Regions from separate parts of the Homo sapiens genome. Here regions 1, 3, 4, 5 and 6 are each linked to region 2. The links are chromatin loops, found by intact Hi-C in ENCODE. Cell type or tissue: mammary epithelial cell. All regions are shown on one strand.

What was found. A loop is a pair of places that touch in the nucleus more often than their neighbours do. Peaks named below come from ENCODE experiments on the same cell type or tissue, not always from the same donor. Only the 100,000 strongest peaks of a DNase experiment are listed, where the experiment ranks them.
Region 1: it touches region 2 in a loop (9-fold over the local background); 26 of 110 quality-filtered maps call a loop at or near these places.
Region 3: a loop joins it to region 2, with 25 times the contacts of the local background. A loop is called at or near these places in 44 of 110 quality-filtered maps.
Region 4: a loop joins it to region 2, with 26 times the contacts of the local background. A loop is called at or near these places in 31 of 110 quality-filtered maps.
Region 5: a loop joins it to region 2, with 5 times the contacts of the local background. A loop is called at or near these places in 36 of 110 quality-filtered maps.
Region 6: a loop joins it to region 2, with 11 times the contacts of the local background. A loop is called at or near these places in 55 of 110 quality-filtered maps.

What each region holds. Positions count from the first base shown.
Region 1 is chr3:107,541,173-107,546,172 of GRCh38, reverse strand. The region is part of intron 2 of BBX (BBX high mobility group box domain containing); the gene reads right to left. Among named protein-coding and RNA genes, the nearest start is that of BBX, 21 kb to the right of the region's middle. In mammary epithelial cell, a CTCF peak has its summit at 2,264; no DNase peak of the experiment used is centred here.
Region 2 is chr3:107,233,296-107,238,295 of GRCh38, reverse strand. The region is part of intron 1 of LINC00882 (long intergenic non-protein coding RNA 882); the gene reads left to right. Among named protein-coding and RNA genes, the nearest start is that of LINC00882, 4.8 kb to the left of the region's middle. RefSeq lists a silencer at 2,313-2,362. In mammary epithelial cell, a CTCF peak has its summit at 2,254 (motif pointing left); a DNase peak (open chromatin) is centred at 2,175; H3K4me3 peaks cover 760 bases; H3K27ac peaks cover 2,002 bases.
Region 3 is chr3:107,925,091-107,930,090 of GRCh38, reverse strand. It overlaps LINC00636 (long intergenic non-protein coding RNA 636), which reads right to left. Exons shown (of 3, transcript NR_015394.1): 3 at 1,184-2,218. Among named protein-coding and RNA genes, the nearest start is that of LINC00636, 44 kb to the right of the region's middle. RefSeq lists enhancers at 2,502-2,561, 2,572-2,661, 2,250-2,871. In mammary epithelial cell, a CTCF peak has its summit at 2,401 (motif pointing right); a DNase peak (open chromatin) is centred at 2,490; H3K4me3 peaks cover 902 bases; H3K27me3 peaks cover 189 bases.
Region 4 is chr3:107,844,267-107,849,266 of GRCh38, reverse strand. LINC00635 (long intergenic non-protein coding RNA 635) reads left to right here. Exons shown (of 8, transcript NR_024276.1): 5 at 149-361. Among named protein-coding and RNA genes, the nearest start is that of LINC00635, 31 kb to the left of the region's middle. In mammary epithelial cell, a CTCF peak has its summit at 2,832; no DNase peak of the experiment used is centred here.
Region 5 is chr3:108,474,643-108,479,642 of GRCh38, reverse strand. MYH15 (myosin heavy chain 15) reads left to right here. Exons shown (of 41, transcript NM_014981.3): 12 at 3,128-3,246. Among named protein-coding and RNA genes, the nearest start is that of MYH15, 33 kb to the left of the region's middle. In mammary epithelial cell, a CTCF peak has its summit at 1,903 (motif pointing right); no DNase peak of the experiment used is centred here.
Region 6 is chr3:107,750,912-107,755,911 of GRCh38, reverse strand. It overlaps BBX (BBX high mobility group box domain containing), which reads right to left. Exons shown (of 18, transcript NM_001142568.3): 10 at 234-314. Among named protein-coding and RNA genes, the nearest start is that of LINC00635, 120 kb to the left of the region's middle. In mammary epithelial cell, CTCF peaks have their summits at 2,214 (motif pointing left) and 3,087; no DNase peak of the experiment used is centred here.

The DNA of each region.
Region 1 (5,000 bases), 310 kb before region 2:
GTGTGCTGATTCAAACAAACTAACGTTATCTAATGAGTCCGAGCTAGGAAGCTGCATGAAAGCTTGGGACAGGTTGTGTATTACAGTGCAGTCAAACTGTTCAGTAGCCAGTGGGTTAAGCATGACCTTGAGGTTTCATGTGTAATACTCCTGCTAGAAACAATTAGCACCTTTGAGCTACGATAAACAAGCACTCTACTTTTTACAAACCAGCAACATTTTAGTGCCCTTTCTACCAAACTGTGAGGAGGATTAGTAAGAGAGCACCATTTCAAAAATCTTTGTTTGAAACCCTGTGTTTTACAACCATGTCACTGAGCCAAATGAAAGCCCCAGCATGACTGTGGTTTTATCCACTTAATGCATCATCACTACCTACTGAGCAAGACCCAAACTGGACCAGGGGAGCACCACAAACTACCCAAGACACAGACAGGGTAATGGATTTCCTACTGAATATCCCACCAATTGCCATTCCCTAAAGAGGAGCAAGAAAGGTCATTATTGCTCTTGTTAAGAAAATAACTCCATGGATAGCACAAAGATAAAGAAGGCATTACCATTTTTCCAAACATAAGGAATTAACCCTGTACAGTCTTCAGTGGCCCAAACCACCACCCTAGCAGTCATACAAGCACATTCTGAAAACTTCGGTTTCCAGCAAAACATAAGGTACTGATCTGCTATCACTACTCTCCTACAAAAATTAAAAGCTTTTATTTCCATTTAGCTACCACTTAAGATTTATAAAAGCTTCATTTTTTCTTTCATTCTCTTAACTTGAGTCCTCACAGAGCCCACTTTCCTCATCACAGATTGCCAATTTTTGGTACGTTAAAAATCCCATCAAGTTGCACTTATATTATGTGACAATTAGCTTTTAATGATGGATAAAGGGGATAGATGCTTAAAGTCATTTTGCATTCTATTACTGTACCCATCTAATAAAGAAAAGCTTTTTAATAAAGGTCAGAAAATTTTCTTCTTTAATCAAACTCTAAAAGACACACTAACTTGGAAAATACATTAAATTGGTTGGGCCAAGAGATATGTAACAGAATGTAAAGACTTTTGTCAATAAACCGCAGAGGTAAAGAAACGTCTCTATAATGTATTCTCTTAATTTCTATTACTTTTTAAAAAATTTTTTTTTTTTTGAGACGGAGTCTCGCTCTGTTGCCCAGGCTCGAGTACAATGGCGGATCTCGGCTCATTGCAAGCTCCACCTCCCGGGTTCATGCCATTCTCCTGCCTCAGCCTCCTGAGTAGCTGGGACTACAGGTGCCCGCCACCATGTCCGGCTACTTTTTTTCTTTTTTTTTTTTTTTTTTAGTAGAGACAGGGTTTCACTGTGTTAGCCAGGATGGTCTCCATCTCCTGACCTCGTGATCCGCCCGCCTTGGCCGCCCAAAGTGCTGGGACTACAGACGTGAGCCACCATGCCCAGTCAAATTTTTTATTTCTTATAGAGATGGGGTTTCGCTATGTTGGCCAGGCTGGTCTTGAACTCCTGGCCTCAAGTGATCTGCCCGCCTTGGCCTTCCCAAAGTGCTGGGATTATAGGTGTGAGCCACTGTGCCAGGCTTCTATTATATTTATAACTTTTAAAGTAACGATTTTACAAATAACTAGCATTTTACATTCAATAAATATATAATATGTACAGGTTTCCAGATGTGATGTTTTAACATCTCATGTCTAAAGACATGATTTCCTAGGATATAACTGCCTGCAGGGTCTCTGTATACATCTGTGGAAGTCATGCTATGTTCTAGAACCCTAAGAGATGCCATTCACATCAGCAAGCACAGATCTGTATCTCTGTGACGACATTTCAAAATGCAGTAAAGTGTTGTGTTCTAACAAAATCAATCTATTATGACAATTTTCCAACACTTAGAAATAAAGTATCACAAAAAGAGGTAACTTTTTTCTCATTTACACAAAGGAGCAGAATAGAGTCGCAGCTGCCCAGATTACCTGGCTAGTATTTTCTGGAAGTTCAGGGCTGAATGATGGTCATTTCCCAGGTGAACTCCCAGGAGCAGAACTCTGATAAGGCATATGAAGTTTCCTCCCTGAACTGCAGGACAAAAGATATTTTCTCCCAAATAAAACTTACAAATATACTAACCTTAAAAATATTATTTGGAATTTTAACTTACTAATGTTTAGCCTGCATACATGTAAATGGATTCAGTCCGAGTGACAAGGTATGTGGTCGCAATATTTCACTACAGTAGTTTCTTAATACAGCCACCATGAGGCGTCGCAGTACACAAATCAGTTAAATGACCCTTTCACAACTAAATCTGTTATGGCTTTACAAACTTCTTTTCTCCTCATCAACAGCTATGAGCAATTTATGCTTTCATGGACAGAACAAAATCTAACAGCTTTGAAATGGCTTTTAAAGACTCTTTTGCTTAAGATTAGGATGAGCTGTTGTGAAGCTGGAATGGTTTTTCCTAAAATCAGACTGTAATAAACTTAGGGCATTTGATAAACTGGTATGCCATTTAACAATGTGTTATTGTTTTGCAAATTCTTGCTCTGTTTTCACAGGACACAGGGAACTAAACTGAAGCCACGTACAGTTTATTATCCGTTAACTACTAAAATCATGTTGTGCCACTAAATAAAGTAGAACTAGTAACATAACTTCAAAGTTGACATGCATAATGTATTACCTATAGTTTCATTCTAACAATACATAACATTTTGGTTTAATTTTTTAACCATTTATAAACAATAAAAACAAATTGTTCACCTATTCCTGCTGTAAAGATGGTGTCGTGAATTGGCTAAAAATGTGTTTTACATCATTTTGGAGCTAAACAGATTTCTACAGCAAAACACCAAACCAGAAGTCTTATATCTCAGTTCCACCTCTGCCACTCAAATGGCCTGGGTCCTAGTTTCTTAATCTAGGCCTTCCTTTCTTCAAATTTATAATGATAGATTATAATGCTCCAAGATCATCTGTAGAATCCCTTTTAAAGCTAAAATATAATTCTCTTTGGATTTAAGTTATCTGAATCCAAACCTATTTTCTTTTTTATATTGTGACATGATGTTCATTTTTTTAATCACAGATATTTCATCTCAATATAACACTAACTTTTTTTAACTTTAGAAGTTTACCATATGTTTAGAATGAGTCAAGAAATAAGCTACTGAGGAGCAACTGTGTGTATGACAACAGGCTTAACAATGCAGAAACACAAATAGAGAAAAAGCTCTTTTACCCTGGGCTGGAAAGCCATGCCTTATTGCCATAGGCATAAGAAATTCAGTGGGAGCCTAGACTGGTCCATGCATTGTGGAGTGGTATGAATGCCACGTGGGAAGCCTAGGAGGCACGATAGGGGAGTGAGTGATTATAAATATGGCCTCCAGTAGACAGAATGAACTGGGATGGAATGCCAGCAACACCATTTACCAGAAGAATGACCTTGGGCAAGTTGCTGAGCCTCTGAAACTCAGTACCTCATTCAAAGTGGAGATAATAGTTCCTACTTCACAGGTTGTTGCATGGTATAAAAGAGGGTGGAAACACTAAATTCATGGTTTACATCACTGCTTAAAAACAGGGTGAAGAGGAACTCTGCTGAACTGTCTTTAGGACTTTTGTTTTCATATTCCACTTTACATGAAAAGCCAAACTAAAGAAAGTTCATAGTTTCTAACCACTTCCATCTCTATATGCTCTCTTCAATAAACATATGCTGTTCTTTCAAATTACAATTCTTCAACAAACCTCTTCTGTAGCCATTAATATTACACTATGTTCCAAAGTTAGTATACTCAAATACAAATTATGAAAACTGAGTTGAAGTAATGACAATCTATAGAAATAAACATTCTAAAATAAACCGCTTTTGTGTCAAATCTTAAATCTTTTAAATAAATAGAAGTTCTGGAGTTCTAATGTAATCAATCTTCTATCATTCTCCCACAGTATAATAATGACTAGACCTTTTTACTCTTGGGGAACTTAAAGATAAAGTCCTAACAAATAAAACCTTTCTATTATATAAAATATTAATTGAATAATTGATCCTGAAATAACTTGTAGATAGAAATATCTTCTCTTTCATAGTTGGCAGAGGTTCTCTTACTGGCTTCTGGAACCTCCTTTACTACGGAGTGCCAAACTAAAAAGCATTTTAAGTTTAAAAAGAAAAACTATCCAGTCGTGGTGACAAACACCTGTAGCCCAACTGCTTGGGAGGCTGAGGCAGAAGGATCACTTGAGCCCAGGAGTTTGAGGCTGTGGTGAGCTATAATCACACCGATGCACTCTAGCCTGGGTAACAGAGCCAGACTCCATCTCTTAAAAAAAAAAAAAATTATAGAATTTGCTTATACTTCTTTAAAAACATCAGTTAATATCAAGTTACAATATGAACATGTTACAGAAATAGGAGTAGCTCAGGTATCTGAATATCAAATCATATTCTCTAATTAATTTTCATTGTAACTTCAGAAATATGTCTCATGGGGGGGGGATTAACATAATCTAAATATAATCCAAATCTCACTTACAAATCCCAACATACACCTAAAAGTTCATTGTTTGTCAGTATGTGGTCACTATACATTTAATTTGCCATCACAAGTTGTGAAAAAAGTTAAGTCAAATGGACAGTCTTTCTACATAATTTTAGTACACTTATTTAAATGCACAAATAAATTTAAGTACACCCAAAATTTAAGGCCCTACATGGGCCTTAACTGATATTTTGTAGCTCACAGGGCATGAACAAAATTAGCACCGGATTTTCTTCACCACTGCTACTCCAAATATTTATAATAACTTATCAGGTTGAAATTAAGTACAAGAAAAAAAAATTTTAGCTCAAAAAGATAAATTTTGCACTGCTCTCTAGACAAATGGCCAGAATATATGAGTGCTGGTCGCAGGGGAGCCACTGCAAACTCAATATCCTAGGTCAAGACACTTAACAACTTTGAGCCTGTTCCTTCATCTGTAAAAT
Region 2 (5,000 bases):
ATCTAGGTTGCTCAATTAAAAAGAAAATTAAATCCAAAATCCAAAATGGAAAAGAACCTTAAATATATCTAACGTTTTCTTTTTGAGTGGAATATCTAATTCATAATTTCATTATTTATTTAAATTATCAGTTTTGTTCTGAACACTCTTTAGCTGCATCTTGTCAACTCTAATGTCATGTTTTCATTTTTTTCTAGAAATTCTCATTAGCAATTGATATTTCCCTTTGAGACAAGCTATGTTTAATAGGAAAATTTTAAATTTCAAAATGGGGCTTTCTTATGTTTTGATTATAAATTTCTGGTTTTATCATATTATGGTGAATATTTAGATCATTTTTATGTGATTTACTGGGGCATACATGTCTGTATTGTAAATTAGAGTCAATTTTCTAAGTGTTTTTGTATTTTTTTGTCTAATTAAGAGAAATGTACTATAGTCTGCTATTATTAGTGTATTTCAATTTCTCTTTGAATCTCTTATAATTCCTACTGTATGAAAGTAGCTGCTGTGTTATTCACTGCATACCTTTTCATAAATCTTTTATTTTCACTGGGAATTGTAGCCTTTAGGATTATAAGATGTTCTTTGTCTCAATAATGGTTTTTGGTCTGAATTTTATTTTATTGAATTGCAAAATCTCAATTCTTTCTTTTTTTAATTTGCATTTTCTCAGTAGAACTTTACCCATCCTTCCTTTCATTGTTAGCATTTCTGAATTGTTTTGTTTTAGGTGGGTCTTTGTCTTTTATATACAGCATAGAGTTGGATTTTCCTTTGAAATCAACCTGTTTTTCTTTTTGTTTTAACACTGAGGTTGAGCCCTCTGTTGGCTGATATGTTTGGTCTCAGTTATCTCCTGTATTATATTTACCTGTGTAATATGTAGCATATTTGATGGTGATACGTGCTATTGAGGAAAATAAAGGAGAAAGGGTGCATAAAAAATGCTGGGGAGAATATTCTATTTTAAATAGTGATCAGGGAAGGCCTCACGGAGGAAGTGATTTTTGCACAAACACTTGAAATAGGCAAAAGAATGAATCATTTGGATAAATGAGGTAAGATTGTTCCTGACAGAGGACAGCTAGGGCCAAGGCCCTGAGGCATAGAGTAGCTAGTGTGCTCTAAGGAACAGCAAGGGAGCTGGTGTGATCAAAGTTGGTAAGCAGGAGAACAGTAGGAGATAAGACCAGAGGATCAGATAGGGCCCTGTCAGTAGGGAGCAGAGAGTCCCTCCTTCAAGAGAAATTTTGGTACCAGATGTTGAAATAATACATCTGCCATACCACAGTAATAAATTAATAACTCTATGAGAACACATAAATAACCCTGGGAATTCCAGCCTAGGTAGGAGAGGAAACTAGGCTTGCGGGTATGATATTTTGGGTACAACTCAAATTATGCATGAAAGTAGCTTCGTATTTGCTAACTTTGGGGGTTGGATTACTAAAGCACCTTTCCCAACCCATACGATTGCAGGAATCCTTGACTGTTCTTCAAGTCTCTCATATTTCAGTTTGTAGTTCATATCCTACCTCCAAACATATCAGATATAGATAACAACTATAGCTTTTGGCTATTTATCTGAAGCTGTACATTTACAGAGGAAGAATTTTATTGCAACATTCATATTAATGAAAGGTATTTTGACTAATACATGTTCAAAAAGCATGAAAACACTAAAATTCTATACTCAGAAGCTTGATTAAAGGACAGAAAATGAGAGATTTTTTTGAATTTTTTAAAAAAGTCAAGTATTAGTTTTTAAAGAGTTTTTTGTATTTTTTGTTTTTCTTTTTATAGGAAATCTGTTTTGACAGAAAACTATATGGCAAATGTGTGCGTGTGTGTGTGTGTGTTGGGGAGGACTAGGGATGAATTCAGTCTGTAATCTAGAAAAACTGTGTCCAGGATAGGAACAGAGAAGGGACAAACTTTATATGTATACACAGGATTACTTTTTCCTTTTCATGATGTGTTTTATTTGGAAGCATTTACATGTTCTCTTTCTCTTTTCCTCCTTTTTTTTTTCTCCTGCACCTTTCTTTTTCTTAAGCTAAGCTGTCACAGTGAAATACTGTGACTAAGCCACAACTCATATAGAAAACTGAACGGTGCATTGTAAAATAGGACACAAAACAAAAGACTTCATCCGAGAGCTGAGATCATCACGAGTACACAGACCCACTGCAGTAATTCAACAGTGTTTCTCAGAGCCCAGGACAATTTTTTCAATTCGTGATATCCTACTGCCCCCTGCTGTTCATGTGGAAGCACTGACTACAGAAATTAAAGTTTTCATAACATTGCACAGGTTTTAGTGCAATGTTAGCGTGCTATCAAAGAAAGTTAAGTAGTTCAAAGATTTAAACAGAGTAATTTAAGGAATTGCTTTCTAAAAGGCTGAATATCAAAGAAATTACAAAGCAACTTTCTCTACTGCCTGATATGTTGAAGAGAACTCTAATCCAGTTATTTGGCTAATGAATCCGGTTTCGTTTTTAAGTTTCTGAGGGGAGCAGAGCAGAAGGCAATTGAGGTAGCTTAGAGATAAATTAGTAAAGATAGAGCAGGGAGTAGATGGAGCAAATGAAAGGCAAAATGTGCAAGAAGGAGGGGGTAATGAATAATTTACATCCTCGAGGGTAAAGCAGTTCAGTCCTGAACAGATCGTTTACATTCCTCAGGGGGGTCGGGCAGAAACGGGCTCCACGGAAAAGCCCGGATGGGCCATTTGTGAGCCTCAGCTCTTCTGCCTCCTGCTCCTGGATTTGATCATGGAAACCTCTCAGGGCAGTTAGGATGAGTTGGAGCCTCTGAAGCAGAGCAGAGGCACATCATCTTTAGAGCTGATTTCCTGGGCTTCTCTGCAATTTGTAAAGAGCTCAGGGGCTGTCTCCTGGATGTAAGTCAGCCCATGTGCAAATGCGTATGTGTGAGCATGCGAGTAGGATGTTATATGTTCCACGTTTTAGACTCTGAGGGCTGCTAGTTCCTGCATGGCAGACCTTCCCCTTGGGATTAACTAATAAGGTGCTAGCGTTCCCCGTCACTCAGCAAAAGTAGTTAGAAGCTTGGGGCCTTGCTTCAGCATTTGTTTTTTTGCTGGGACTCTTTCTCCATGAGGAACACGACTGGAGAAGAAACGTTCGATATTTAGAAAATTAAATGTATCCATGTTATGATAGATGTAGAAATCCAGTCCAAACTGCTCGTGAAAGATGTAGTTTTTGCTATAAGTACTATAGGAGTGTCACTTCTAAAACTTCCAAAGTTCCTACTTCAAAGGCACAATGATGGATTTTAAAAAATAAAACTTTGAGAAAACATTTACATGGTTTATTTCAGGTAACAATTAATAACCTGATTCCTTAATGCTTGGGGCTGTTACGTTCATAGCATTGCTTTTAGTGCTATCATTTCCTATTTCTCTTGTATGACATATTGTATTAGTCTGTTTTCATGCTAGTAATAAAGACATACCTGAGACTGGGCAATTTACAAAAGAAAGAGGTTTAATTGGACTTAAACTTCCACGTGGCAGGGGAAGCTTTACAATCATGACAGAAGGCAAGGAAGAGCAAGTCATGTCTTACGTGGATGGCAGCAAGCAAAGAGAGAGAGCTTGTGCACGGGAATTCCTCTTTTTAAAACCATTAGATCTCATGAAACTTTTTCATATCATGAGAACAGCATGGGAAAGACTTGCCCGCGTGATTCAATTACCTCCCACCAGGTCCCTCCCACAACACGTGAGAATTAAAGATGCGATTTGGGTGGGGACACAGCCAAACCATATCATTCCTCCCCTGGCTCCTCCCAAATCTCATGTCCTCACATTTCAAAATCAATCATGCCTTTTCAACAGTCCCCCAAAGTCTTAACTCATTTCAGCATTCACTCAAAAGTCCACATCTGATACAAGGCAAGTCCCTTCTGCCTATGAGCCTGTAAAATCAAAAGCAAGTTAGTTACTTCCTGGATACAATGTGGGTACAGGCATTGGGTAGCCATTCCAAATGGGAGACATTGGCCAAAAGAAAGTTGCTACAGGCCCCATGCAAGTCCGAAATCCAGCGGGGCAGTCAAATCTTAAAGCTCCAAAATGATCTTTTTTCACTCCATGTCTCACATCCAGGTCATGCTCACACAAGAGGTAGGTTCCCATGGTCTTGGGCAGCTCCGCCCCTGTGGCTTTGCAGGGTACAGCACTCCTCCTGGCTGTTTTCAGGGACTGGCCTTGAGTGTCTATGGTTTTTCCAGGCACACGGCACAAGCTGTTGGTGGATCCACCATTCTGGGGTCTGGAGGATGATGGTCCTCTTCTCACAGCTCCACTAGGCTGTGCCTCAGTAGGGACTCTGTATGGGGGCTCTGACCCCACATTTCCCTTCCACACTGCCCTAGCAGAGGTTCTCCATGAGGGCCCCACCCCTGCAGCAAACTTTTGCCTGGGCATCCAGACATTTCCATACATCTTCTGAAATCTAGGTGGAGGTTCCCAAACCTCAAATCTTGACTTGTAAGCACCCACAGGCCCAACACCACATGGAAGCTGCCCAGGTTTGGGGCTTGCACTCTCTGAAGAAACAGCCTGAGCTGTACCTTGGCCCCTATTACTCACCGCTGGAGTGCCTGGGACTCAGGGCACCAAGTCCCTAGGCTGCACACAGAATGGGGACCCTGGGCCTGGCCCAGGTAACCATTTTCTCCCAGGCCTTCTGGCCTGTGATGGGAGGGACTGCCATGAAGACCTCTGACTTGCCCTGGAGACACCTTTCCCATTGTCTTGGGGATTAACATTCAGCTCCTCGTTACTTATGCAAATTTCTGCAGCCAGTTTGAATTTCTCCTCAGAAAATGGGTTTTTCTTTTCTATCACATTGTCAAGCTGCAAATTTTCCAAACTTTTTATGCTCTGCTTCCCTTATAAACTGAATGCATTTAATAGCACTGAAGTCACATCTTAAATGCTTTGCTGCTTAGAAATTTCTTCT
Region 3 (5,000 bases), 690 kb before region 2:
GTGTATGCGATGTTACAGGGGTCAAAGCAACAACCTGTTCCTCTGGATACATAATAATTTTGCATGTCCCCAGGTGAAAGGTTAGACTTGGTGTAAAGTCATACTATATCATCTTATTACCCATTTACTCATTGCAACTCAGTCCAGAAAATGTATTAAACATCTGTAATGTGCCAGACTCCATAAGGACATGGAGAATAAAATGAACTAAATATGATCCTGCCTCGTAGAGTTCACACTAGAGAGGAGGAAGCATATGGGCATAAAAATAACTATAAAACTCATGGCAGAGTATGCAGAATGCTATTAGTGGCATTTTACAAACAAGACACTAGGAAATCACACTCAATAATTTATTTAATCAATACTTACTGATTTCCAACTATGGACCAGGCACTATTCTAGAACCCAGAGAGATCACGGTGTACAAGAAAGACAAGGAGCCTGTTTTCATGGGGCTTACATTCTAGTGTGTGGAGACAGAGAACACCCTGGTAATGCCATGGATATATAAAATAATGTCAATTAATTACTGTGTTGAAATGGAATAGGGTAATGTGATAATGAGTACAGTTGAGGGTTGGGACAGAAGGTGGTCAGCTCTGATACCTGAGCTGAGGCTGGAATAAGAATGAAGTAGATTTGCGAAGAATTTATGAAGGAGATCTTCCACACTGAATGAATAGCAAGAGCTGGGATTAGGAGACAGAAATAAGCTTGTGGGGCTTTGGATCTGAAAGAAGGGATATGTAAAAGCATGCTGTGACAAGTGAAAAAGTGATATGAGATGAGGAGCGATGAGCGAGGGTGGATGGGGCAGATGGCACATTACATTTTGGCTATGGTGAAGAACTTGGGGTCTAATCAAGGTGCCATGGGAAGGCACTGAAGGTTCTAAAAAGAGAAGAGATAGGATTTGATTTCCATTTTAAAAGAGCAATCTTTTAAAATGCTATGTGGCAAGTGAGGACTGCAGTGGGGAGAAAATGAATTCAGGAAAACCAGACAAGAGGCTATTTTTGCAATCCAGGTGAATGATGATGAAGGGTGACCAGTAACTAAACTAGGAGCAGTCTAGGTGGTGAGAAAGACAGATGCAGGATATATTTTGGAGGTAAGCCAACAAGAGTTGGAAGAAGAGGAGAAAGGTTGTTTCTAAATGAAGAATGCTTCCATTTCTATCTTTAGTTCAAAAGCCTTTTATGTCAAACAATATAGCAGCTAATAAATTGATTCTATAAATATATCTAATGTACATTTAAGCTAATATTAAATTTCTTTGGGTCTTCAGAGTTTTTACTGTAAAAAATAGCACAAAATAAAAATGCTTAATAAAGAAAGTTGTAAAATACAGAAAAGCATAATTTTTAGATAAAAATATATATTATAAAATATGCTACATACATATCTAAGATGAGAATGCCTATTTTTTCCCTTAAAAATGTGATTCGATCTCGTATTTGGGGGCGGGAGGGGCATGCTGCTGTGCTGTATCAGGTTTTGCCTCTTTTTCTGCAGCGTCTTTCAAAAACTGAAAACAATTTAGCCACGTTATCCCAAATGCTAGGTGTGGACATTTATTTCCTCATATATGGGCGGTGACTTCCACCATTGGGGCAAACGGACCTGGAAATGCCGAGATGTCCCAGGAAGTCTGGAGCTGATGGAGCCCGTGTCCATCTCACCAAGACCTTAAATATAATGCAGAGTCCCTGCTGCAAATCCATTCCCATCCGTGCTTTGAGACGGAAGGAGGGAAATTGCAGCTATTTACAGCAACCACCATCTGAGCAAGGACTGATTCATGCAGTACCTCGGGGAAGCTAGGTTGGAAACCCTTGTCAACATGCAGTCAAGTCTATGGTTAGAACTGGCCAGTGTGCGCCCTGCATCTGCGGGAGGGTCCGGGGGCCATTTGGAATTTGGTTTTTTTTTTGTTTGTCTGTTGTTTGTTTATTTGTTTTTTAGCCCTCTCTCTAAGGGCTAAGGATTCCATCGAGGTAAGGAATGGGCGGGAGTGAGTCCTAAGCGGGCGCTCCCGGAAGAGCGGCTGCGAGCAGCGGGGCCGCAGTTCGGCGGTATGGATCCTACCCCTGCCCGCCCCGAGCCGACCCGGGCTTGATGAAGTCCCGGGCAGCCCGCGAGGCTGCAGTGTGTCACGCACCAGCTCCCGGCGGCGTCCTCTTCCCCGCCGCGCGCAGTAATGGATCTCTGCGTCCTAAAAGAGGAAGATAATGCCGGTGTTAGCTTATAAATAGATGGTTGCATGCTCTCCCTGCGAAGCATTGATTGAGGCCGCTAAGCTGACTATTGATCTAATTTTAACTTACATGTTCGCACGCACCCTCCCCGCCTCCCTGTCGCGGCTTGGTGGAGCGCGGGGCACGCTGTCTCTCGCGGCCGCCAGAGGGCGGGCCACTGGTCCTCCCGCCACCCTGCCCGTCTGGCCTCTCTGTTTACGCAGACGTACAATGCTGGCCTTTATTGGGTTTGAAAAATAGGAGTTTGATTTTCCTGCACCGGGATGACCTCATCACTCATGAAAGTCGGAGGAAAGCGGGGAATCGGATGACAGGCAGCCGGGAAAATAAAGCTTGCATTTCACCTCCTCCCACTCCACCACCTACACAGAGTACTCGGGATGTGCTTCTCATTTTAAAACCACCTTGCCGAAGCCGGGAAGTGGGAGACGGCGGTAGGAGTGGAATGTTAAATTCTTCTTGGTACTCTGGCACTCGGTGTGCAGCGGCTTCTGTTTAGAAGGTTAATGTCACCTACTCTCTGCCTACAGAGCCTCTTGTAAGGGCGCTCTCCTGAACTGTCACTAAATGGCAATGCAACAACATTATCTAGGAGTGACTTGACTAACATATTACTAATTATTTCTAGACATAATTCATCTTGCCAAAGTTTAAGCAATGGTCATCAGCAATTTTATACTGCTGGCTTGTAAATTTCAAATCTGCTTATGACTTCAAATTATTAAGGTAGGGAATTACAGTCTATCATAGTTTTGCTTGCCGCCTTTTGGGACCACAGCACATCAGGATGGGGGTATAGGGTAAAGTAAATGAGAGGGAAAGGGAGACAGAAGACAAAGAAAGATGCCTTCCCTGAAATTCTCCAGCCCTAGAACTCAGCACGTGAACAAACTTTCCTCTGGGATTCAGTGAAACATATTAATAGGAGTCAATGTTTATCAGGCACTTGCTATGTCCCAGGCATTGTACTAACCGTTTTATATTTGTTACTTCATTAAATCCTCAAGACAACCTATTGGTTAGATTATATTATTATCCATATTTTAGAGTTGAAAAAAACTGAGGCAAGTTAGTTGCACAAAGTCGATTAGCTAGAAAGGGACAAAACCAAGATTCAAACCTCAGTAGAGACTGACCCAGAGCCTTGCTCCACATCACCATGTCGAGTGTCTTGACGACATACCTCCCTTGGCAAAGTCTTAAACTCTCTGCATCTCTAAGCAAAGGAGGGTGCGTGTGAAGAGAGATGGCCACTTTCAAATAAGGCCTATCTAGGCTGAAATGGAAAAGCTCTTCATAGGGAGAGCTCTTGCAAAAGTGAAAAACGTACAAAGAAATGATCATCCTCAGTGTTGCTCCTGATAATAGCTTATAGGATGGAAATAAACCAGAAGAAGGAAACTTCCATTAAGGGGACCTCACCTGGCTATTCATTCCACAAACATTTGCATACAGTGGACTGGCCATTGTGGTTGGCACTGAATTATGGTAATGAAGAAGACAGAAGTGCTCTATCCCCTCATGGAACCTCGTGAGAGAAAGGGGTTATAACTAAGTGAACAATCAAACACATAATTGTAATTTGTGATGATTACAAAGGGGCCTGGTATACTTCGGAGGAGGGAGTCAAGAAAGCCTGTCCGAGGAAATGCCATTTACACAGACAGATACAGCATGAGTAAGGGTTAGCCGGGTCCAGGATGGGCCTGGGCATAATATGGAGAGATATGAGGAAGCCTTGAGGAGGAAATGGTGTTGGGGAATGAGTGGGAGAGGAAGCTGGAGAGCTCACGTGGGATCTGATAAACCAGAGTAAAGATTGGTGACATCATGTTAAATGCAATGGGAATACCCCCTTAAGAGATTCAAGAATGAGAATAAAGCGATCCAAATTGTATTTTAGAAAGATTGCTTTGTTTGCAGTGGGGAGAATGGATAGGAGGTAGGATGAGGGAGTGAGTGTGGAGAGACTTCAGGAAGTTTGTGCACTAGCTCAGTGAGGATTGATAAAGGTTTGGACAAGGCCTGCCATAGTGGAAATTGAGAGAAGTGGATAAGCTATTTGCAGTTTGGTGATGGATTGGACAGGATGACTGATGGACAGAGCAAGGTCAAGGATCTCTCCCAGTTTCTGGCTTGAGGCACTGGATTGAATGAGGCATCATTTACTAATCCAGATGACATGAAAAGAGGAGCAAGTTGGGGAACCCTTGGTTTGGGCCTTTCCTATTTGAAGAGTGAAGGCTGCTGACCATCCAGTCAGAAAAGAGACTTCAAAAGTAAGGTTTGAGTGAGTTGCTGATATGGACAGAAGACAGGGAAATACTGGGTAGAAGAGGGCGATTCCCCAGCAAAGGCCCCACCCTCAAGCCTGGATACCCACGGCCCTAAATGAGGACAGGCATTCTTGTTTTTGCTCCCAAAAAGTTGCCCTTTGGCCCACCATACCCCCTAACCTGTACCCATATAAACCCCAAACCCCAGGCTCCAGAGGCAGACTAGGAGATGAGGAGACACACAGATGAATGGCGGAAAGGTGAGGCAGAGAAAGAGAGAAGAGAAGGAGCATCTGAAGGCTGAGAGGAGTTTGGCTGGGGACAGTCAGAGAGGAGTTTGGCAACTGGATGGCCAAAATCCAGGGTAAGATCATCTTCCCATTCCCTTGCCACTTTCAGCTCCCCATCCATCCTGCTGAGAGCCACCTCTACCACTCAATAAAACCCCTGCATTCATCCTTCA
Region 4 (5,000 bases), 610 kb before region 2:
GGAAATCCCTTCCAGTCCTCAGAGGAGCCTTGCTTCCCTTATAATATCCTTCTTCCCAAATATTTTGTTTTTCCTCAAAGCCCTCACAATTTCCCCTGAGGCCTGAGGTTCGGCTTGCTCACACTTCTCTCTCCCCTGCTTCCCACAGAATCACATCCTTCCTGAGATAATGAGCACACAATTGCCTGGATACCTGAAGGAATGGAGACAGCGGCAGAAAACACTGCAGAGAGGTGGAAACATCCGTTAATATTTTAAAATCCCATTACTGCTACCAACAATAATAATGGATGCATAGAAATAGATCTGGATTAGCTGAGCTTGAAACAGTCCATCTCACACACACACAAAAGAATTTCAGGTAATGAAGAAAAGAAAAGGAAAAAAATAACACATGGCCTCTGTAACATTGTTGCTTTTGAACCTTATTGGATTTGTGGCAAACTGGGTGCTTTTGGGACATGAGTCTCCTACCACTCACCTGCCTCTGAGCTCTCCTCTGAGGCCGGTCACTGCCCAGAAGGGATGCACCTGTCTTCTGTCCTGTGGTCTCTGGGTAGCCCCTGGGTCAGCATTTTGGGTGCTAGCATCTGATGCAACTGCTACAGTTGCTGATGAGAAAGTAGCTACCCTCCTCCACTCCACCCCTGCCGCCCAGGCCCTGCCACTCCTGCTAACCTGTCAGGCTACATTTTCAATTACTGGCTTTGAAAAATGTCCAGGTGGATTAAATCAATGAATGCGATGAGCTGAACACAAGGCAATGGCAATTCTGTGGCCTCCCTCGGGATAATTGGTGAGTGCATGGGGTGTTGAAAATCCAAGCCTGAAAATCATTGCTTTGAAGAAAGGGAGGACAACAACCAAACTATTTCTTCCATGAAAATGCATAACATTTAAATAATGTCCCCGTTCTTCTCAGTGCCCATCAACCTTCATTTTTTAATGCACTGAAAAGTCTAAATATTTATTCAATTCACAGGATTTATTACAGCTTCATTCAGCTAGGGCACATACACATTTTTTAACTACATGGCACTTTTTAAATAGCATCATTTAAAAATAATTAGGAAATAATTGTGATTGTATTCTAAAGATGTAAGATACTATCTAGTTTTAAAAAGTAACCAGAAAGAGTGTTCCTAAAGGACGACCCATAATCAACAGCTAGAAACAGCTGGCATTTATTTTACATAGAAAAACAGTTCGCATGTAGGGAATCACCATCTGACTCACTAAACTGCCCAGTGTTGTCGGGAAAAAATAGGCTGGTTAGAAAGTCAGCTTGTGGCTAACCATGTTCCAGACCACCTGGCCTTGCTCTGCTATGAGGTCAAAAGGCTGGTTTTGTGTTATCATGGAAAGAGGTGAGATTCCAGCCAGACACTTGCCGCGTGCAAGGTCACCTGGGCGTCACCTTTTAGGACGGCTAGAGGAGATGTCAGGGATTGAAGGGGGTGGCGAGGAGGAGCTTTGTCCATAATCTCTATAAGCCACTCTCCTTCATTGATAACATAGACAATCAGAATTGCCATTTTCTGTTTCATCTAAAGTGCTATGAAACACAGCTTCAGCTTGCTCCTTCCAACAGATCCCTACATAGATGCTCTGGAACGGCCTCTTTGTGTTTATTAATGGAAATTTCCCACAATAACTGCAAGTGACTAAAAAGATGCTGTGTCTTTCATCCCTGTCTCTGTCATCATCATGCTTTCTTAACTAACATAATTTTTGAGAAATATTGGGAAAATGCCAACAAAGAAATATAATTTGAAATTCCACCATCCAGAGAAAATCACTTTTCCTAGGGAATAGAGACATCTTCCAACTTATGCAATTTATACAATCATCTGTTTTTCAAAGGTCTTAAGTAAATCATATTTCATATACATTGAAATGCTTTCGATTTGCTTCTGCGGCTTTTTGTATCACCATTCATGGTGTTACAGTTCCTTTTTAAAATGATTTAAAAAAAAAAAAAAGACAAGGTCTTTGAAATTATTGAGCCACCCATGCCTAGCCACCAACTTTGTACTAGGGGTGCTGTATCTTTCCCTTTACGCCTTCAAATAGACTGCTAGCCTCTGTCCTTATCAGCACTTTCCAGTTGAAATTAGAAGGCAGTAAAGGCGAAATGACACAAACAACATGGAATTAGCGTGGCTGACACACAGAGATCACAGCAGGTAATGGAGACAGGTGAGGACCCAGTGAGGGGCATGGGGAAGGGGCTGTGGAGCTCTGAAGTGCATTTCCCACATTTAGCCTTGCACTGGATGTACAAATGTCCACATCTCTAAAATTAAATTATGTACCTTATGGAGCAATTTGCATAAAACAATTTTGTATCTGTTGTGTGTTTCATAACCTGCGGTACATCTGTACATTTATAGATTTTAAAAAATAGTATATATCCTGCTTTGTAACATGCTTTTTTTGTTGGCACATGCCTCTTTATGTCCATAAATAAATACAGACGTCATAATTGCCGATGACTACAAAACCCTCTGCTGTGTGTATCTATAAGAATTATTTAAACAGTTTCCAGTGAGTGGATCTTCTGGGTGTTTCCAGTTCGGCTTATAATGGACGCCTCGGGTTCCCAGGGTTGTGTTCTTTGGTCTGCCTCTGGTTTCAGCCATAGCTGCAATGAACATGGTCATGAGAGCTCAGACTCACATGGAAAAGCTAGCAAAGGGGCTTTTCCGATGCTAAAGAGCCTTGAGGCAAAGGAGAGTCTTTCTCCTTGCTCCTAGACAACCTTAAACCAGTGGGGACGGACTGGTGAATAAATGCTTCAGGAGACCTTGTGAGTGTTTCGCGAGAGGGCGCTGTGGAGTTGAGTCCCAGCAGCCCAAGGCATCAGCCTCACTAAGTTTGCTTTTCCCTCTTCCCTACTCTCTCCCTCCTGCTTCCCAGGATCATGTTGGAAATAAACTACCTGTATCCAGACAAGTCCTAATCTCTCCTGTTCTGAGCCAAGATAGGGACTCTGATAAACAATGATGTGGACAATATCCTTGAATGCACATCTCTGCCGTGGATCTAGTTATTTCCTTAAGACAAATCTCTAGAAATGCTCATTGCTGATCTGGTTATTTCCTTAAGATAAATCTCTAGAAATGTTCACTGCTGAGTCAAAGGGCATGGACTTTTAAAAACAAGCTCAAACAAGTGCTCTGTTTAACAGAGCTCTTAACTGTAAGGCGATTGATTTTATTTTATTTGCCTTTGCCTATTCAATCCCAGAGCTATCATGAAGCTCTCTTCCATCAAGAAGCAAAACATTGATACTAACTTCCTGTAGTCTTTTAAGCCACCCTCTCCAGAGGCCCCAGAAATCCCTCCCCGTTGCTGTCCTGCAAACACGATGAATGGAATAGTTGGAATGCACACCCACTGTCTCTCAAATAGACAGCTCACTTTATTGCCTGGTAGTTATTAAGAATGAGTAGTAATTTTGCTGTAGAAAAGACTACTTATAGGGAAAGTAAGAAACGAGAGAAACATTCACTCATAATTTAACACAAGGAAATAAAACCAACCAGAAGATAAAATGTCTGTTTCTCAAACAGCTCAATCCTTATATCACTAGTAGCACTGGAGCTCTTAATTATAGATAGTAAAGCCTCTGGATGTTATTTTTTACCCAACATCAGTGGTAACAGACGCATAAGGAACTGCTCAGAGTAGTACAGAAGGAACTCTAATGCGCAGGCGCTTCGGTGGGGCAGCAGCAAATGTGCGTGATCTGGCTAAAGAGGGAACCCAGAAAGGGTGTCAGCTCCAAATATGGATTAGCCACAGCCTTTCCACGAGGGGGAATGGTGACCATATGTTTGCAAGTATAATTTACAGAAACATATATGTGATTATTTTTTAAAATAAGTGAACTATTTATAAATCTTAGCCAATGAATCTTTGTGACATCTCCTTTCAGGAAGCCTAATTTTAAAAGGTATATAAAACCGTTCTCCTGGCCAACACTTGCAGGTTCTGCCCGCTTGGATGGCTTCCCTAAAAAAGGAAAAAACAAACAAAACCAACCTTCCTTGGCTGTGTTTGCCATCAACATCAAGAACTGCAGCAAAGGCATTCTGACTGCTGTTTATTACTACTGTTTATTCTGTCATAATTACTATCACCAAACCCACATGATTACAGTGTTAGTAATTTTATTGATTATAAATAGCACTAATGCTGTAATACATTAGCAAAGACACAGCATTAGGGAGACATGGTCCATACTCACTTGGAGAGTTGCACCTTTGAGGATGATTGTTTAAACCATCCTGGAAAGCATTATCCTTACATGGCCCCGGTTTCCAGTCACTCCAGTGAAGGTTTCCTTTAAACACTACCGCCATTCTCCCTGCTCAGTGTTTCTGTGGCCTTCTCAGATGTCCTTCATGCAGTCTAGGCTGTGCTTTGTATTCAAAAGAGAATCCCTTGATAGTATATGGACCCAGTAATGTCCTAGTTTCTTGAATTTGCTAAAAGCAGGGGCATTAGATTGTGAAAGCCCACTACAGCCATTTCTATTTTAACAGTGATACATCTTCCTTTTGGCAAGAGTACTATTGAGTGAATTCGTACAGTCTTGGGCCCTTCCATGTTTATTTAAAGATTGTATTTTCTGAGGGAGGAGGACAAAGGGCACAATTGGGACTTTACTCAAAACACCCACATATCATAGAGGGAATCTACATTTACTGTTTAATTTTAGTTTTCAAAATTTATTGCAAAGAGTCACCTGGATAAAGAGAAATCCCCCCACAGAACAATGTCTTTCTGCCTTCTCCAAAGCACACTCCCTTTTCTGAGGAGTGATGCTTTCACTTAAAATGGTGTATATTGATTAAAGTCAACATATTTCCTGTTTTTTAGGTGTCTGCTGGGTTCTTGGGAGCATTTTTTTTTTTTTTTTTTTTTTTTTTTTGAGACGGAGTCTGCTCTGTCGCCCAGGCTGGAGTGCAGTGGCGGGATCTCGGCTCACTGCA
Region 5 (5,000 bases), 1.2 Mb before region 2:
CAGAATCGCTGGGGAACTTTTAAAATCCTGAAGCTCAGGCCTTACCCAAGCCAGACAAGCCAGATTTCTGTGGGTGAATTTCAGGCATCAGTATTTGTTTTTACAACTTGCCAGGGACCCCAGTGTGCAGTCAAAGTTGAGGACTACCACAATAACAACTTTGTTCTCAAACTTGTATGTGTATCAGAATCACCTGGGTAACACGATAAAACTAGAGCGGCCCAGCCCCTAACCTGCTTCAGGGAGCCTGTTGTTTAATCTTTGATTAGCTCTCCAGGCTATTCCAATACACACTGATGCTTGAGAACCACCTCTCTAGCTAAATGTTACCTCTCCCAGGTAAGATCATGCAGCCTAATTGAAGTCCATGGGTTCATTCACAAGGTCCTGAAGGAACTGATGCTTATGGGTGGGAATTTCATAAAGCCTATTTGGGAATATGATTAAAATATGTTTACACATATTGCTATCTTTACAACAGTAGTTCCTGAATGTCAGATGGGCATTTAGTCATAGATTTACGCCATTTTCATCTTGGTTGCAAACTGTAAACATTTAGTGCAAATGAAGTAATTTACTTTTTGGAACATGATGACCTCTATTGTTTCCTCTTTCCCCCCAAAACAGAGAACATATGTGATGTATAATGTAAATCTCTGGAGTAAATCCAGGGTACACTAGTCCTGTCTGTAGATACTCAACTATCTCTGGAGTAAGTGACAAATAATCCTGTAATGTTAGATGCTATTTCTGTTAAGCTTAAGGTGGGATACTCCTCAGAGAATCTGAATTTCTTTTGTTCATGGATAAAAATAGACTCAAAGGACTGTGCTTAACACTGGAAAAAGGATATATGAAGACTCGGCATGGGGAACTATTCTTTGAGACTATTATTACCTGTATTATCTCTCTTCATGCTTCCAAAGCTTAGAAAAAACAAATGTTTCTCTTTTTTTTTTTTTAAACCTGGACAGATACTGGAAAATTGTTTTTCACATTGTTGGTTACTGTTCATCTCCACTCAGGTTGCCAGGCACATTGTATTTCTTCCCGTCTTTTAAATATTTTCACATTGGATTAGATACTCTATAAAGTCTCTTTCAGTTCAAAAAGTCTATGATTTGACATACTGGATTCTCAATTTGAAATTATCAAGCTTTTGCCGCCAAACCTGGCACTGTTAGCAGGCACATCTCAGTATAGGATGGGCATGTCTGCTCTACCTTTGATTTTCATTTATTTTTCCAAATAGGCTTTGTGTTTTGAAAGGTTTCATAGCAACCAAGTACCCAGGCTATTATCACTGCAAATAAACTAACATAAAGTAGGTATGTAACTTGTAGCAATGTATGTATTATATATATTGATTTTAGTTTATAAGAAAATCAAACATTTCAAACATTTTAAGCCTTGTAAACATTTTAAAGGCTGTGAAAAGGAAATTGATATTGCTAATACAGACGAGATAGAGCTCTCTAATTGTGTTTTGTTTTTACTTTATTTTCTGTTCGTGATTATTGCTCTGGAAAATTTGCAGCTTTTTTTTTCTTTAGTGAATTAAAGAAAGGCTGCATTACCTTCTATTATAAGACATTATTCAACAGAATGACTATGCCAGACATACTAGCATATCTCCAAATTCCTTTAAAATAGAAAGCAGAGAGGGGTTTTGGATGAGTGGAATATTTATTTTGTTGGTAACTGAAATAATCTACAATTTGAAATAAGCTTATAAATTTTTGCCTGTGTCATTATTTTGTGTCATTTTTTCATACCTGAAGTGATACATGCCTATTTACTTTTCCTTCTGATAATACTTATTCTCCACTTCTTGAGGAAATGGAAGCTTTGTTTCATAAAACAATTTTGTGGGGTGTAAGTATTATTGTTGGGCAGCAGAGGGCACTACGGAGCAAACAGAGACCTTGCCGGGAAAGGAAGGGTGTTTTACAGATAGCTGGCAAGTGTCCTGGCTTCTGTTGATTGGTGCTTGTCTATAATTATCAGATTACATGGCCCAAGTCCGTGTTTTGTTGAAAGAGTCCACAAGTACATACATAGAAAGAGAAAACAAATTATAAAGATGGCATTTTCCATGTCCTTCAGACAAATTATATCTCAATTTTTAAAAGATTCTGTTTCTTGATACTAGTCCTCTTTTAGAAGATTCATACACCATAATATTCACCTTTTAAACTGTATAGTTATTGGGTATTAGTATATTCTCAAGGCTGTGCAACCACCACTATCTAATTCCGGAACATTTTATTATCACAAAAATAAACTTTTAGTAGCAACTATTAGTAGTTATTTTGATTTTTGCTTCTCCTCAGCCTGTGGCAACCAAAATCGACTTTCTGTCCTTATGGATTGCCTGTTCTGAACAGTTCATAGAAATGGAATCCTGCAATATGTGGCCTTTCGTGTCTGACTCCTTTCACTTAGCATAATGTTTTCAAGTTTCAGCCATGTTGTAGTGCACATCAATACTTCATTTTTGTAAAATGACTAGCAATATCGTATTATATGAGTATACCACATTTTTTAATCCATTCATCAGTGATGGACATTTCACTTTTTCCCACCTTTTGACTATTGTGAATAATGCTGCTAGAAACATTTGTGTACAATTTTTTGTGTGAACATATGTTTTCATTTATCTTGGGTGTGTACCTAAAAGTGATATTGCTGGGTTCCATAGTAACTCTATGATTAACTTCAGAGTAACTGTCAAACTGTTTCTCACGGCAAATACACACCATTTTGCATTCCCACCCACAATGCATGAGGGTTCACATTTTTCCACATCCTTGTCAACACTTGTTATTGTCTGCCGTTTTGATTATAGTCATTCTAGTGGCTGTGAGTGGCATTATATTTTCTTTTTCCTTAATGCCAACAAACTGAAGAAGTGAGATTTCAATGTGGCTTTGACTTGTATTTCGAAGAAATAATTTCCTTTAAACTTTTAGGATTCAGGCATTTATTTGAAAACTACAATCTACTTTGCTACGCTGATGTAAACACACTATCTTTCTGTCCTCTGGGTAGTTAGTTTGGCTATAATGGAATGAATCTTAACAGTGTTTTCCTCTCTCCTTCCTTTTCTTCTATTTCTGATGACCAGATGCTGACAAAGCTGCTTTCCTCATGGGCATTAACTCCTCTGAGTTGGTAAAGTGCTTGATCCATCCTAGAATCAAAGTTGGTAACGAATATGTTACCAGAGGTCAAACTATAGAACAGGTAAGGTGATATTTCAAGAGCATTATTATTCTATGATCTTCCAATAATTGTATATATATTGTACTGTATATTTTTCAACTACTAAGGATGTTTGCAATAATGAAAGCTTCTATAAATAAGCAAAAAAGAGCTCTTGGGATGACTATTCCAAATGTTTTTACTTGTGATGCACACCACAGTAAATGCTCTTGTCTGAAACATACATTTTGAAAGTTTTCCCTTAGGTAGCAAGTATCTTTGCAGATGCAGACAAACCCTCCACTTGTTGTGATCAACATCTTTGTCATCCAGCGAGGAAGCTTTCAAAGCTGTTCATTCCTAACATGGATAAAATTGGCAAATTGGCATGCTTCACGTATTTGGCATATTGGCTCCTTTGGCATAAAAGACACATGGTGACACGTTAGTTGAGAAACAGTTTTAGGACATATGCTAAAAATCAATATTTGAAAGGAGGTGTGTGTTGAAAACAGAAATGAGAGATGGAACGCCATGCAGATTTTGTTTAGCATCCAGGAGAATGTTATAGTAGAGAATAACAAATTCTTTGAGGCTTTGCCTTAATGCAGTAAATATTCCCAGGGCCACTGGGTAATGAGACCATCTAAGCATGCTAGTATGTTTCAAAAATAATAATTTATATCTGTAGTGTGTAAGGGAAAATATGAGATAAGCTGGGCTGCAGTAATGCACACACACTAAAATCTCAGTGACAACAAAATATTTCTTACATCAAGTGCAATACAGAGTATACAGCCTTCTCTGTTTTGTAGTTCTATGTAGTTCTTTGTAGTTCTATGCCATCTGGGACACACGGCCTCCCAAGTGACTGCACAAGGAGAAAAGATCATTTGCAGAGAAAGTACAACCACCTTTAACTGCTTGGGCTAGAAGTAATATCACTTTCACTAACAGTCCATTGGTAAGAATTAGTAAAATAATACCTTTAGCTACAGAAAGGGGCTGAGAAATGTAGCCTTTCTGGAAAGAGGAAGTGGTGTCACACATAGTATGGATAAAGCATTCACAGTATTATTGCCTTCTATTCTTACAATAATACTCAGAGCTAAGTAGGGCAGAAATGCATAATTTATGTTTTTCCTAGTTGAGGAAACTGAGTCAAAGAGAATGTTAAGTAACATTCCAAAGGATATATAGCTAGTACTCAGGTGATACTGATTGTCTTACTCAGTATACACCCTAACTCTGAAAAAGAGATAGACAAATGTACAAATTTGTAATATAAGACAGTCATCTTATATATGATGACTAGAATAGATGTGTTTCCCTTGGTATATTAAGGTAACTGATGTGTCTGTGTTATTTAAAACATTTAAATGACTGATCAAAATCAATTTATTAATTTAGCTTACTCTATAAATGGATAATTCTACCTCTACTATAATACTAACTATACTATATTGAAATAATCTGCTTAGATTTTTGTCTTCTAACCTCTTTGAAGCATGAACTGTGTCTAATTCATCTTAGTACTCCAAGCATCTAAAACAATGCCCTGTAAGCCGTAAGTGCTCCACGCATGTTAAAATAGACTACATTGAGCTAAACTTGAATCACGATCAGCAGGACACATAACTGAGCTATTTCTTGGCAGGGGGTTAGAGTTGTTCAGCAGTTTCATACCTTCTTAGACATTCACCACAACATGCATGCATGACATGCTATGTTTATAGAACAGGGTTTTTCTCTGTATAAAACTAATGAGCCCAAATAGCAAGAAGAGCAGATTTGGA
Region 6 (5,000 bases), 520 kb before region 2:
ACCTGTGAAAAAAATTTTGCAATATCTCTAGGTAACCTTTAGCAATGCTTAATGACTCTTAGTAGCAAAATTCAGTTTTCCCAAATTAAAGGTTAACCCTCTCATTGTTGAAAATTAGATGTAACTCATTTTATGGTCACAGGAGAGATGGTACAGTTTAGGGAAACACTGTTAGAATATTTTGTAATTTCCACCTCTGCAGATCTTATCTCAATATATTCTTAGGAACTTGCCTCTGCCAGTTGAAAGAGTGCAGACTTTCCACAGCGTTTTACAGGCTCAGCACCACCCAACTGCGAAGTGTTTGAAGAAATCTATATTAAAGACAATCCAAATAGGGAATATTAGTTGTGATACCAGAATCTTTGCTTCTCATTCATATACATTCAGGAATTTTTCTTAGTTACGAGAGTATCATTGCTCCCATGTACCAAGTAACAAAACATGTCACATTTGGGATGATCATTTTGAGAACCATTTTTAGTAAATGACCTCAAAAATAATAACAAAAGTAGGTATGGCTGTTTAACAGTAAGAATATTATCTTGGATATTCTAGGCTTTAAATTTAACTCTGTAACCTTAAAGTGAGAAATGCATTTCAATTTCTACTTAAGTACTAACTTAATAACTAGTCAAATATAAAAGAGATTTAGAGTTATTTTGCATTTACCAAACAATTTTTTTGAAGAATATATCTGGGATCTCTGTGGAAAGACAGCATCAAGTCAGTCAACAAATTTTGTTTAGAATCCAATATATATGTGCAAGGCCATATGACAGCAGCTTAGGAATCTAAGAGTTTTATATAAAACACTGACCCTGGCTTTCAGAGTATGCTTTAATGTACATGCAAAGACTGATAATCAAGGCCACAAATCTGAGTTGTACAGTTAATGGCCTATGCTGTGTTGCAGTACATAACATATGTACAACATTAACATTGACTGCATCCTCTTCTGCAAATTTGGCTAAAAAGTGGCTGGGCATTGATAAAAATAAACAACACTGCCTTTTCTCATTTTTTAAATAAAAACTTCATTTTCCATTTCTAGCCTCAATAAGAGCTGAGAAGGACATACATTCTTAAAGACATTTACAAGCATCTTCACCTGAAGTTCTGTCATTGTTAGAGTAGATAGCTATAGTCTAAGATTTTTAGATTCTTTGTGATTCTGAATTCTTTCTCAGTTAAAAACAGAGCTATTTCTTATTTCCATTTAGTAGGTAATCCTGCTTGTGACTATATCCTTAAAGGTGACCACAGATCCCACAGGTGATTCTACGAAGTTGTTAGCTCCAGGAGGGACTGGGTGCTTCATGCTAGAAGAAATTTTCCCTAGAATACTTGCTGAATAACAGGCCTTTGTAGAAGCATGTATTTAATAATGGCCTACCTAGGCTATTAAAAAGGGCCTAGCTTAAGGAAGTTATGAGGACTCTTTCCTCCTGGGTGTTATCAGTTTTAACAGAGTGCTTTTCTATTCATCTCTATCATTTACTTTTCCTTTAGAAGATACATTTATGGGGCTCAAACTTTCTGAAGTTTGGAATATTTTCTTCTGGCCGAATTTTCACTGATAAATGCTACTTCTACCTTTTCTAGACATGCTGAATTCAATTACTCACCTTATCAGGAGACTAAGAGAAAACAAACACATTAATACCACCGGCTCTCAGTGCTTCAGGGAATGAAGGACTGAACATAAATGCCAGTGCCTTGAATCAACGCTCTATAATAGAAAGAATATGGCCTTTGTGCCACACAGGCATGCTTTCATTACTTGCTGCTGTGTGGACTTAAGCAAATAAGATTTTGAGCCTCATTTACCTTACCTTCAAAATATGAACAGTAATACCTGCCCGCAATTATGCTGTGAAGATTAGGTGTGATGCTAGTGTAGGGCAGTGCTGAAGAGATATTATGCTCTCAATAAATGGCCCAATTATTACTAATAATGATTTATCTTTAACACTTAATAAACATAAACACCTTTTTGGTACAATTCCAAAAATTACTTAAACACTGAAATTGAACAGAATTAAAAATAGCAGTGTGTGTGGATATTTATTAAATTTAGTAATTTGCAGAGCACTAAATTTGTCACATAATCCCATGACATGCTCAAGAATTACTGAAGGACCACAAGCTGCGTAGCACTGCACTTCACACCCATGCTGTTTTTCTGTTTCTTCCACTGGCTCCCTCTGCTGTTGCTTTTGTCACTGCAGGTTTTTGTTCCCCGTGTGTGTCACTCCCACATATCCTGTGCCTAATGCAGTGCATGGCACACTGAGAGGCTCATGAATGACTGACTGCATGGATGCACTACCTGCCTTTAGAGTTAAAGCAAAGCTGTCAGAGAGGAGGCTTGAGAATGCTCTCCTTAGGTTTAGTAAGAACAGTTTTCCTTATTGCCTCTGGGAGGATTTTTACCTGTTTACAGGTACAGGGAAGCATTTTAAATGCTCAAGGTTGCTGGAAGCCTGATTCCCAAAAGGGCATGTGTGGGGGGAGGTTCAACATATTTTAGTGGCCCAACATTTCCAGGATCTCCTAACAGTAACATTTTTATGGCATTACTTAGTGTGAGATACGATTTCTAAAAGTTAAATCAAAAACTTCTTAATTTGAGGGAAGGAAGGGTGGAAAACTGGGCATACGTTAATTTCCATGGCTTGGTCCTTATCTTAATTTCTTTGCAGCATTTGACAGTGCTAGTCTTTCTTTAGAAAAACTCCTTCCTGCCCTTCTGTTATTGCAGGGTCCTTGCTTTCCTCCTATGTCTCAGGCCACTCCTTGTGGTTCTTCTTTGCTGGCTCTTCTTTCCATAATAATCCCTTCAATGTTTTTCCTCAGTGTTTTGTCTTAGGACCCTCTCTCAGTAATCTCATCTATGCTGATGGCTTCAATTTCAAGCATAGCTGATATAATAATGATTTGTTATATTACTGTTCACTCCTGCCCATGCTGTTCTACCTAAGAGATATATACATCCTTTCAGATACGAACAATATAGTTAACATCTGTTTTCCAATGACTGGTCAGCTATGGAGGGAAGTGTGTGTTTGCTAGGTTGGTAGGTAGAGGGCACTAGTGGGCCATACGGCATAGGATGTTCATGGGTATGCTTCTTATTTTCCTCAAATTGGATAGGGCTTGCCAATAAGTTAATTCCACTGTAGTCTCTCTTGACTATTATGTAATGTTTGGATAAACAGTATTCATCCATAAAGTCTAGCTACAGGGTGGGTGCAACAGTACATGAGGTACAGCTAAAGTGCTAAGAAAAATGATCACCCTGGATGTTAAATTGCTAATTTTATGGCTGTCTGAGGTGGGTGAGCAAACAGGTGGTAAAGATGAGAATCAAATTAGGTAATGGTGGAAGTCTTGCAATTATGACGGTATTGTAAATATTGTAGCTTGGGAGAAAATGACTGATAATTGTTGAATGAATAAATGAGTCAAAGAACAAATAAGGCCTTCTTTACCTTACCTTTCTTATCTAAAAAGAAATATTAGTGCTTCCAATAAAACACAAAATACATCCACTGATTAGTTACAGTGTAAGTATATGGTGTTTTTAATCAACTGTAATATAGTGTAACAAACTGAGCATTCCCTCATGAAAATAAATGCATTAAATTTGTACCTATTGCTTATATCCAATGGTGACAATATTTTAATTTTGGTGAGATTATAGTTATATTTATATAGGCAAAGCAAATATCTTCTAAGGGAAGTTTTAAAGTCCAAATCTATCTAAATCACCCAGATTAGCTGTGTCTTCAAGGTAAATATAATTTTTCAATGCAAAGATATACTCTAGGTGTAAGAGTGAGCCACAGAGCAGATCAGAGAATATGTGGATTGGTCATGGCTTTTAGGCCTGTTAAATAATTAAAGACAACAGTTCCCTTCTGACATTATATCTGGTCATTAGTCTTTGGTAAACCAGACCTAAAAAGTAACTGATGTGTCACTCTACCTGTAAACAACAGAAGACACAGATAGGAAATTCATTCTGACCAACTTAATGGATCGGAGCCTGGAAACACAGAGTAGATGGCACTTTGGATGGGCCAAGCTGACTCTGGATGAAATATGAGTCTCACCTTGGAATGGGAGACAGGCTGAAATTGGGGGTGGTGAGTGAGAAACTGTCCCTGCAGTCTGTATTTCTTTTTAAATCCTGATTTTTCTTCTCTTAAATGTAAACATTTATGAGGCACCTACAAACAAATATGCTTTATTCAGTTTCATGGCTCCACATAGATTAATTTCAATGAGCTTTTCAATGATCAGATTTGGTTAAGAAGGAAAAATATCTTTCTCATCTTGCAGGGAAGAGATCCAGGACTCAATGAAAAAAAATCAAAACAAACAAAACATTTTCGACTTAAAGAAATCACCAGGGTTTACTGTTAAAAGTATGTTTCTAAGATAAATATTTTACACGATAAATGACCCATTTTCAAGAGAAAATCTAGTTAACTTTTTCCCAGTGTTAAAAGAGTTTGTAAATAAAATGAACGGAAATAGTTTCTGAGAATTTTGCACGCCTGATCTTAAAATGATACTACAAAGCTAAATACTTTTAAAGAGTAAATTGTTTCCTAGATTACATAAACACCCACTTCTCTTTAAGTGTATATAATAGGACCAGGAATCCCTCTGAAAAGAGACAGGGATATAAAGCTTTCCACTCAGTAATTTTCTTTTATACATCAATCCCTTCCTCTCTTGACCCTTCCACCGTGAAGTTCCAGAAATATTAATAAATGCCTTAACAATAATGATTTAATAATTTGGTGTTTTTTAAAAAACACATAACTATAGAGCAGTGGTCTCAAACTGTGGTTCTCTAATAGGAAACTTGTTCAAAATGCAAATTCTCAGGCCCAACACCAGATTTAATCAGTCAGAAGCTTTGGTGGCGGGGCCCAGCAATCTGTGTGTAAACAGCCTTCTAGGTGACTGTGATGTATTGTAAAGTT